Linked DNA regions of Homo sapiens: regions 1 and 2 are each linked to region 3. The links are chromatin contacts, found by Hi-C or POLR2A ChIA-PET in ENCODE. All regions are on one chromosome and are shown on one strand. Each heading gives the region's core, a stretch centred on a gene start or an enhancer-like site at or near the end of the contact. The rest is flanking DNA. Distances are from core to core; before and after follow the strand shown. Region 1 overlaps TRIM37 (tripartite motif containing 37). Region 2 overlaps MSI2 (musashi RNA binding protein 2). Region 3 holds the start of DYNLL2 (dynein light chain LC8-type 2).

Evidence for each region. Hi-C counts contacts between places; a loop is a spot of excess contacts on that map. ChIA-PET counts read pairs that join two places held with the same protein, here RNA polymerase II (POLR2A). Pooled maps may share reads with other maps.
Region 1: a loop to region 3 is called in a pooled map, with 8 times the contacts of the local background. The contact joins the enhancer-like site here to the promoter of DYNLL2 in region 3. A Hi-C loop is called at or near these places in 2 of 50 pooled maps. POLR2A ChIA-PET finds 5 or more read pairs at or near these places in 2 of 52 experiments (T-cell and activated CD4-positive, alpha-beta T cell).
Region 2: a loop to region 3 is called in a map with no recorded cell type, with 5 times the contacts of the local background. The contact joins the enhancer-like site here to the promoter of DYNLL2 in region 3. A Hi-C loop is called at or near these places in 1 of 37 single-sample maps with no recorded cell type and 5 of 50 pooled maps. POLR2A ChIA-PET finds 5 or more read pairs at or near these places in 2 of 52 experiments (A673 and OCI-LY7).

Annotation. Positions count from the first base shown.
Region 1 is chr17:59,000,026-59,003,114 of GRCh38, forward strand. It overlaps TRIM37 (tripartite motif containing 37), which reads right to left. Exons shown (of 24, transcript NM_015294.6): 23 at 1,573-1,689. Among named protein-coding and RNA genes, the nearest start is that of TRIM37, 110 kb to the right of the region's middle. RefSeq lists enhancers at 1,228-2,427, 1,372-1,611, 1,662-1,711. Within about 2 kb of position 1,571, at least 22 of the 41 ENCODE cell types and tissues checked have a DNase peak (open chromatin) inside an H3K27ac peak, as active enhancers do.
Region 2 is chr17:57,461,991-57,465,189 of GRCh38, forward strand. The region is part of intron 6 of MSI2 (musashi RNA binding protein 2); the gene reads left to right. Among named protein-coding and RNA genes, the nearest start is that of MSI2-AS1, 140 kb to the right of the region's middle. RefSeq lists enhancers at 36-275, 1,212-1,531, 1,632-1,711 and a silencer at 1,038-1,332. Within about 2 kb of position 1,526, at least 2 of the 41 ENCODE cell types and tissues checked have a DNase peak (open chromatin) inside an H3K27ac peak, as active enhancers do.
Region 3 is chr17:58,081,711-58,084,757 of GRCh38, forward strand. It overlaps DYNLL2 (dynein light chain LC8-type 2), which reads left to right and starts at 1,709. Exons shown (of 3, transcript NM_080677.3): 1 at 1,709-1,973. DYNLL2-DT (DYNLL2 divergent transcript) reads right to left here and starts at 1,494. Exons shown (of 3, transcript NR_110809.1): 1 at 1,006-1,494; 2 at 1-906. RefSeq lists an enhancer at 1,438-1,732 and silencers at 1,449-1,798, 1,809-1,868, 1,909-2,328, 2,369-2,498.

The sequences.
Region 1 (3,089 bases), core at 321-2,820, 920 kb after region 3:
GCATAGGCTTAACAATGTTGTCACTCCAGGATATCTTGCAGAGGAATGTTCAGATTGATTATTAAGGCCTCTGGGTAACTTTAAATGTGTATTTCTCTAACTTGACAGTATATCCTTTTACTGATTAATCTGTATTCCAGAAAACTGCTTGACAGCAGAATACTTATGGTATATCCACATGATAGAATATTAGGTTGCCATAAAAAATGAAGTTTATGAAATTTTAAATAACATACAAATATATTTAAGTGAAAAAAGCAGAATAAAAAACTATTTATAAAATATTTAGGTAGGGCTGGCATGGTAGCTCACACCTGTAACCCCAGTACTTTGGGAGGCCAAGGTGGGCAGATCACCTGAGGTCAGGAGTTCGAGACCAGGCTGGCCAACATGGTGAAACCCTGTCTCTACTAAAAATTACAAAAACTAGCTGGATGTGGTGGCACATGCCTGTAGTCCCAGCTATTCAGGAGGCTGAGGTGGGAGAATTGCTTGAACCCAGGAGGCAGAAGTTGCAGTGAGCTGAGATTGTGCCACTGCACTTCAGCTTGGGAGACAGAGCAAGACTCTGTCTAAAAAAAAAAGAAGAAGAAATGCAATGCAAATAAGACAGAAGAAAACAAGGGAAAATATTAATAGTAGGTTTCTCTTGTTTTTTTCCTAATAACTTTTTTGGGGGTAGGAGGGAATAAAAATTATTTCATAATCTGCATGTATTTCTAAGTTATTTTTATTTTAAAAGGTTAAAGTTATCTTACAGTAGGCTAGAAAAGGAAAAAAAACCCAAACATCTGAAATCTCCCCAGGGATTGGCAATCATTTCCTATGAAGGGTAAATATTTAGGCATTGTAGGCCACAAATGGACTCTCTTGAAAATTCTTCTTTGGGCTGGGCACGGTGGCTCACGCCTGTAATACCAGGACTTTGGGAGGCCAAGGCAGGTGGATCACGAGGTCAAGAGTTCGAGACCAGCCTGGCCAACATGGTGAAACTCCATCTCTACTAAAAATACAAAAACATTAGCCAGGCGTGGTGGTGTATACCTGTAATCCCAGCTACTCAGGAGGCTGAGGCAGGAGAATCGCTTGAACCCAGGAGGCGGAGGTTGCAGTGAGCCAAGATCACGCCACAGCACTCCATCCTGGGTGACAGAACAAGACTCCATCTCGGGGCAAAAAAAAAAAAAAAGAAAAAAAAAACCCACAAAGAAAATTCTTCTTTGTTTCTTTTGCTTGGTTTTTAAAGACTCTTTACAAAGTAAAAACCATTCTCAGGTCACAGACTATACAAAAGCAGGTTGTGGACCCCGTCTCTGCCCAGTAAGTAGCACTCATTAGGTGCAACCAAGCCAAATATTACTGGCTGTGTTTTTTTAGTACTCACCATAATAGTTAACCAAAGAATGTTGTCTCACAAATGACAATAATTAAAAAAAAAAAAAAAGAAGTAGAAGCAGAAGAAGCAAAAGCAGTAGAGCGGAAAAAGTAGAAGTAGCAGCAGCAGAAGAAGAAGAAAGAGAAGCGGCAGCGGTGGTTTTAGTAATCTGTGTAAAATGACATCATGTGCTGCACCTTCATCCGGGGGCTGTGTCATGACCATGAAGGAGTCGTGAAACCCGCCCACACTGGTATGCTCTTCCTGCTCCTCATTCTCAGTGTCACATTCAATGTCACTGTCGCTACTCATTCCTGGCAGGAAGGAAGGAGAACATGTTTCTGAAAAGAAACCACTGTAAGTAAAAGGAAACAGAAATCTCCGTATCTGCTAAACTGAGATTCCTATTGAATTTTACATGGAATGCCAAGAATTCAACAAACTAAACACTAACAAAACAAAGACAAAAGTAACCGCACAAACCTCGATTCTCTTTAGCTATTTAGAGTGGTTTTATTTCTGTTCTCAAAGTTTAAAATTGCCCTTTCCATAGTACCTGAAAGTTATTATTTGAAACCAGCATTAATTTTATTATACTGATAATACTTTTTTCCAAATCAAACACTGTTTTTTTTTCAGTCACAAGAGATAACAGGAACTCTTTTAATCCTGATTCATTATAGACATAATTATATTCCCTAGCCTAAAACATAAATATAAATGTGTTATACAAATCCACATGGTGTATGAATATTAGAAATTCTGGCAATTCTAATAATAGTTTGTATTCTAATTGGGCATCTAATTTTTTTGTGTATGTCGGTTGATTTGTATTTATTTTTATTTTTTGAGAGACAGGGTCTCGCTCTGTCACCCTAGGCTGGGCTGCAGTGGCCTGATCATAGCTCACTGCAGCCTCAAACTCCTAAGCTCAAGGGATACTTCCGCCTTAGCCTCCCAAGTAGATAGGTCCACAGGTACATGACACCATGCCCTGCTAATTTAAAAATTTTTTGGAGGGACAGGGTCTTGCTATAATATGTTGCCCAGGCTGGTCTTGAAATCCTGGGCTTGAGAAGAGATCCTCCCACTTTAGCCTCTTACAGTGCTGGGATTACAGGTCACTGTGCCTGGCCACATCAGTTGATTTTTAAAAGAATAATTCTATAAAAAGTATTTGTTTCAGCAAGATAGCAATCAAGAAAACCTGAAAATCTTTCTGCTACAAATCCTTACAAATAGCAAGATAAAATATAAATGTAAAACATTATTTTAATGAACAAGCACATTAAAAGGCAGAAAGGAAATCCACAGTGTCAGAAACAAAGAAAGATAAGGAACTTTCATTAGTGGGTCAGGGACCACAGTTGCCCTGGAGAGCTTCCTGTGAGGATTTTTAAACACTGCCTTGGGATAGAAAAATGAACCCCCCACAGAAAGGGAATTAAAAGTGAGACTAAAACTCCACCCCCTGCATAATGTTAAAATTTTTGTTTGTTTTCTTGAGACAGGGTCTCACTCTGTTACCCAGGCTGGAGTACAGTGGTGCAATCATGGCTTACCACAGCCTTGACCTCCCAGGGCTCAGATGATCCTCCCACCTCAGCCTCCCAACAGGCCTGTGCCATCACACCTGGCTAATTTTTGTAATTTGTTAGTAGACATGGGATTTCGCCATGTTGCCCAGACTGGTCTTCAACTCCTGAGCTGAAGT
Region 2 (3,199 bases), core at 276-2,775, 620 kb before region 3:
CCTTGTCCCACAGTTTGGGAGGCCAGAAGTCCAAGATAAGGGTGCGGGCAGGGTTGGTTCCTGCTGAGGGCTCTGAGGGACAGTCTGTCCCAGGCCTCTCCCCTTGCCTCTGGTGGCTTGCGGGCAGTCTTTGGCATTACTTGGCTTGTAGACACATCACTCCAATCTCTGCCTTCATCTTTATGTAACCCTCTCCCTGTGCTCATGCCTGGGCCTAAATGTCCCCTGTTTGTAAGAACACCAGTCACATTGGATTAGGGTTCTCTCCGACTTTCTCTTGCTCTGTGTCTCTCTGGTGCCACCTCACCTGCCTGGCCCTTCATGGTTCACCTTACTGTGTGGGTCCCAGCCATCCACCAGAGATGGACAGGTGCCTCCTGGGCTGCCAGCCCCTGCCAGGACTCCTTTCTTTGCCTTTCCAGAGGTGGGTGTTGTGCCCACGTGACCCCAGACATCTCACCTTGCAGCTTCTAGATTCCCCTGCCCTTCTCTGACAAAACTTTTCTTCTGGAACATTGACTAACTCCTCTGTGTAGGCTGCAGTTCCCAGCAGGGGTTTATGAGTGTGGACAAGAAAAAGGGTATATCTATGTGAGTCTGCATACTTGGAGAATTTCCTTCTATCGATCAAAAAATATTCCAGCACAGAGCAGGACATTCTCCTGAATAAGCCTTATCACTTAAAGCATTTCCTCCTCAAAGGCAATCCATTTAGGTGAAGTGCAGAGACAACTGAGTTGAAATTCATCAAGAGGGGAATGTTGGCCCCCAAAGCATTATGGGCCATTAAGTCTGTAATGTGGCAGAGGCCTCTGGATAGCCAGAGTTCCTTCCTTCCTGGTGAATTGCAAGGGCTGCTGTGCCGGCACCTTCCTGTTATAGTCTCTGTCATACACACAAGCACTCAGACATTCTCCTGGTGTTTCCCTCTTCCTTGGGCACCTGTGTCCATAACGGAGGATGGTGATAGCTGGGAGACTCCCGCTTGGATGTCAGTGGAGGCCATGGGGCCCCTTCCACCACAGGTCTCAGGATTAAGGAGCTGCAGTTTTCATCGCAACGAGTGCCCCTTTCCCTGCTTATAGCTTGGAGGACGCTAGTCCTGGGCTCTGGGAGGGATATAGATAGATACCTGTGTCCCTCTGCCCTCTCCCTTCTGCTAGGACCCCGGCCTGCTCAGTTTGCCAAGGGTGGCTTGTTTTCCGTCTGGAGTGTCAAGCCTGCATTGAGAGGGAAGGCGTGGGGCTGGACCTTCCAGCATTGTGTATGTAGGAGTGGGGGTGGTGGGCAGGGTGAGTAGGACCTTTGTCTGACTAGGACCAATAGTTTTGAAATGACTTGAAAAAAATTTGATCTTGGGGAATTTCCAGCATGAGTAAAACCTAGAGACTTCTCAGAGTTTTGAGAAAGCCACCCCCTGTCAAGCCAGTCACCGCTTCTGTCTCTACAGCCTCCCTCCCCATGGCCCCACTGAGACTGCCTCCTGTCCAGGCCCTAGTCACCCACCCACTAAGGCTTTGCCCCGCCCTCCCAGCTGGCTGGGTCTCCTCCCCAACAGCCCGGGGCTTCTTCTGCCTCCCCATGAGCACTGCCTTCACATGGGGGTGCCTCCATCAGAATCTCCGGGGTGTTCTCATACCTGGCCTTCCAGACCCTTCCCTGTCCAGTCCAATCACAACCTCAGCTTCATCCATTCAGCAGTGTGAACCCACTGCTCCAGCCCCCTGCTCTGCCCCTGGCCCTGGACAGCACATCTGCTGTGCCCAGTCCAGAGCACTCCCCCTCTCTAAATAGTTGAGACCTACCCTCCAACACCAGTTCTGTGCATTCATTCTCTATATTATCCAACCAGCATCGCCCTCTTCTTTGTCATTTGTTCGACACTTTCTGGATCCTTAGACTGGAACACTTCAGACTGAAGAGTTTACCTGAATTTTGTCACCCCTAAAGTGTCTCCACCTTGTCTACTTTCACATGTAGTTTGGTTCAGTTTAATGAACGTGTGTGTGTGTGTGTGTGTGTGTGTGTGTATGTGTGTGTGTGTGTGTGTTTTCAAGAATATTTTCTGGACTCACAGTGGTTCTGTCTCCTTGGTTGATATTTTGGGAGATGAGGTGGGGAGTTGAGGAAGGAAGGAAGGAAAGAAGTGACCTGGAGGTAGAAAAAGAGTTGGCCAGGGCAGTGGCTCACGCTTGTAATTCCGGCACTTCGGGAGGCTGAGGCAGATGGATCACTTGAGCCCAGGAGTTTGGGGCCAGCCTGAGCAACATGGCAAAACCCTATCTCTACAGAAAAAAACAAAAATTAGTCAGGCGTGGTGGCACGTGCCTATAGTCCCAGCTACTCAGGAGGCTGAGGCAGGAGGATCACTTGAGCCTGGGAGGTCAAGGCTGCAGTGAGCCATGATTGTGCCACTGCACTCCAGCCTGGGCAACGGAGCAAGACCCTATTTCAAAAAACAAAAAGGAAAAGCAGAGGTGTCTTAGAAGCAGAAGTGGATAGGCCACCTTTCTGGAAGGGTCTGGACAGATCTCAAGTAGGGGGTCAGATTGGGGAGAACATGGTTAGATCCATTTCTCTGAGGATGGCTGCAAGCAAGAAGACTGCTGCCTCGTTACGGGGTGTGGGTGTGGGCCAGCCTCTTCAGCTGGAAGGAGGAGATGGGGAGAGGCAGGGCATCCTCCCACGCTGCTGCCCCTTGGGACACTCTTTGGAAGCCTGAGAGTTCCTGGTAGGCCACTCTGTTCCTGTCCCTTCCTCTTTTCTCTGAGATTGGTCCAGTAGGCAGCCTGCAGAGCCTCTGGCTTCAGCTTGGCCAGAAGACGTCTGACCTTACCAAAAAGTCCTTGGTTCTGAGTTGAAAACGGTCCGTCTCCATCGTCAGATATGACAGAGCCCCATGAGCGGTGCCCACCTGGCATGAGATACTGTCGTGAAAGCCTGCACTAGCCTCCCTGTTAAGTGGTGCGGCTTCCTTGCTTCCTGCTGACAGCACTCATCTTATACCTGCCCTGGGAAATGCCCTCGTGTTGGGCCACATGAATGATTCTCAAAGGCAGAAAAACAATTTTTTTTGATGGAACCATCAAGAATAGTTTAAGCATGTGATATTATTATCCTTTTCATTACTGTTGTATTTCTATTTAACATGATTAGATGACTAGTTCTGAAAACCTAAATTAAAGCACAGGCCGGGTGC
Region 3 (3,047 bases), core at 459-2,958:
TGGATACTCTTGCGCAGTGAATGACCTGTGCAACCATACGTGGCAGATCTGACCTTCAGGCCCTGGAAGGGCCTGGAAACTAAGGACTGTTGGAGAAAGGGGGTACTAGCTTCGCTTTCTCCAGGCAGTCCAGGCGATTAGCCCCGCACAAGCCCTAAGTGTATAAATCATCCTTCCTCGTCTCCCTCCCTTCCTCCCATAGAGGCCACGCCTCCCATTCATGAACACAAAGACTGACATCAGAAAACCCTTAGTGTGAGGGGATACCCCAGGCCTTAACTGGTCTCTGAAATCCCCCAACTGAGGTTGTTAGAGGACAGAACTGTGGAAAGCAGTAACCAGAGGGAATGATTTTTCCAGGTTTCCCCTGACACATAACGAACACTAACTTTTGATGCTTCAAACCAGAGCAGGCCAGGGCCAGGGCAAGTCTGACTTCCTGACCATGGTTTGGAGAGGCGAAGGGGAAAAGATGGGAGTGGGAGCTATCCCCGGCAGCTTCTTAATCCCTACTGTATGGCCAAAATGCTTGGTTCCCAATAAAGGCTCGTCAGCCCTTGAGGTAGACACTTCTGTATAAAACAGACCAGAAAGAAAACCGCAGGCCTGAGGATCTTTCCTGGGAGTGGGATGGAGTGAGGGCAGGCAGGCTCCCAACGCGCACGTTCACACCCACTCTCCCAGAAGTAGTCTCTTGAGCCTCCAGAGGGGCTGCTTCCTGGGTGCACCTCTTTTCAGCTAGAAGCAAGTCAAGCCTGACCTGCGGGATCTGGCAGGGCTCTCTGTACTTGGATTCTCTCCTTTATAAAGTGAGGGGTGTGGATGGGTGGTTTTTGAAGGCTCCTCACAGCTCTGACAGGCACCACCTCTGGGGGCTTCTATTCACTCTCCTCCAACCTTGTCTACCTGGACAGGCAGGGACAGACGACAAGAAATCGCTCACTCTCACCCCCATCCCAGGACCCCAAGGCCATAAATGTGCAAGGACAGCAGAGGCCTGCGTACCAAAGACACATCCCCATCAATTTTGCTTCGGCTCTGTCTCCATTGCTCCTGTAGACAAATACCGGCTGGGGGCCCAGCTGGGAGTTTAGGTCCTTCAGCCTCAAAGAACAAAGGAGGAAGAAGGGACCTTCCCGGAAGGTGAGGGGAGGGAGTCCTGGGGCTCCTATGCCTCTCCCTCTCCATAGGGCTGGCTGTCCCTCTCTTTCTCACAGATACGGGAGGAGGGAGTGTCCTGTCTTTTCCTCTGAGGCTGGTGACTTCATCTCCTCCCCTCTCTAAGGTTGGGGTCTCTACCTCAGCCCCATCTGTTCCCTGGGTCTGAAATCTCCATCCCCCTCTCCCTTTTTTCTCCTTGGGACTGGGGGTCTCCACACCCTTCCCTCTCCTCCTCTCTCAGGACCATGTCTCTTTATTCCTTTTCAGGCCTGGCCTCTCCAGCCCCGGGGGGAGGGGTCCGCATTCCTCTCCTTTCTTAAGGCCACGGCTCCCTCCCCCACCCGCTCCAGCTCCTCCTCCCCACCCCCTCCCTCCGCCCCGAGGCATTGTGGGAGGAAACAAGATGTGGGGCGAGAGCGGCGCGGGGAGAAGCCCGCAGTGCGGGGCCGGGCGGGCTCAGCCAATGGGGAGCGCGGACGGCGGCGCGCGCGGCGGGGGGGCGGGGGCGGGGCACTATTTCAGCGGGGGCCGCGCGTCGGCCGCGCTCAGCGGCAGAGCGGAGCGGAGCTGTGAGGCGCCAGTGCGGAGCGGGCGGGCGGGCGGGCGGCGTGAGGCGGAGCGCGGGCGGCCGGCGAAACTCCAAGGGCGGACCGCGGCAGGGAGCGATCGGCCTCGGGCTGCGGGAGCCGGAGACCGCGGCGGCGGCGGCTGCTGCAGCTGCAGGAGGAGCCCAGGGAACACCGCCCCTGCCTGTGCTCTGCCTCGGGCCATCGCTCCTCCCCAGGGCCCAGTGCGGACTCGCCTCCGTGAAGGTGAGCGGTGGGTGGGGGCGTCCCCCGGGTGGCGGGCCTGTGTCCGTCGCGTGCGACTCTACACGACCCGGCCCTCGCCGCGGTGGCCCTGCGGCCTCCTTAGCCGGCCCCAAGGCCTGGAACAGGGCTGGCCCCGCAGCCCTTGGCGTTGACGGTCCGGGCAGCGCAGCGCGCCCCCGCCGCCCCTCCCTCTCGGCGCAGCCCGGGCTGCGCCACCCTTTGCCCCGGCCACCCTCGTGGCGCTGCTGGAGGCCCGGGCTGCGGAGCTGCCGCTGCCCCCGCCCCCGGGAGTCTCTCTGCGCTGCGTGGAGGCCCCTGATGTCAGGGGCCGGGGAAGAGGGGGTGGAGAGGGCTCGGGCGTGACGCGGCTCCTCCTGCCGCCACCGCCACCCTCTGGGGCGTCCTTCCTGCAGCGAGGACGCCCAGTCACTCCGGCGCTGTTCCAGGCCGGGTGGGGGAGGGCGGCCGACCGGCCGGGGCCTGCGGACCTGGCCGGCGGCGCGGGCGGGAGGTCGGGGGGAAGGAGGATGCTTCCTCGTTCCCCAGGTGCTGCCCTTCGGGACCGCAGCGCTCTGGAGGATGGGATAGTGGAGGGATACGGCCCACTTGGAGAGCCCGAAGAGGGAAGTAGAAGTGTGTGTGTATTGGCGGGTGGGGATGGTGGTCCGTGTCATTCGGAGATTTAGCCTTTTTTTTTGGTTGCAAAACCAGGAATAGAGGATGGGAGCTGTCCTGGGGTGCCCTTTGTGCTTTTCACAGGAGCCTTGGCTCGTGACTGAGGCTGCTGGCCTGGGGCCCTCTGGCCATCTTCCTCCTATCTGGAGGCCCAGGTCCCTTGCTTTTTCCCAAGGAGGGAGGGGCTAGGCTGGACACCTTCCTGTGCTTTGCTTACCGGCACCTTGGACAGGGGTGGTAGGGGTTGGGCTTCACCTCTCTCAGATGCCTGGGGGGCCATTGTAGTCGTAAGACCAATATTATGTAACCGCAGGCTCTTTCCTGGAGAGTAAGGTGGCTTTTAATTACTGTAACAAAGTTGCTCCTTTGGACTTTGGGAATGAGGCAGTGGAGCAGGTG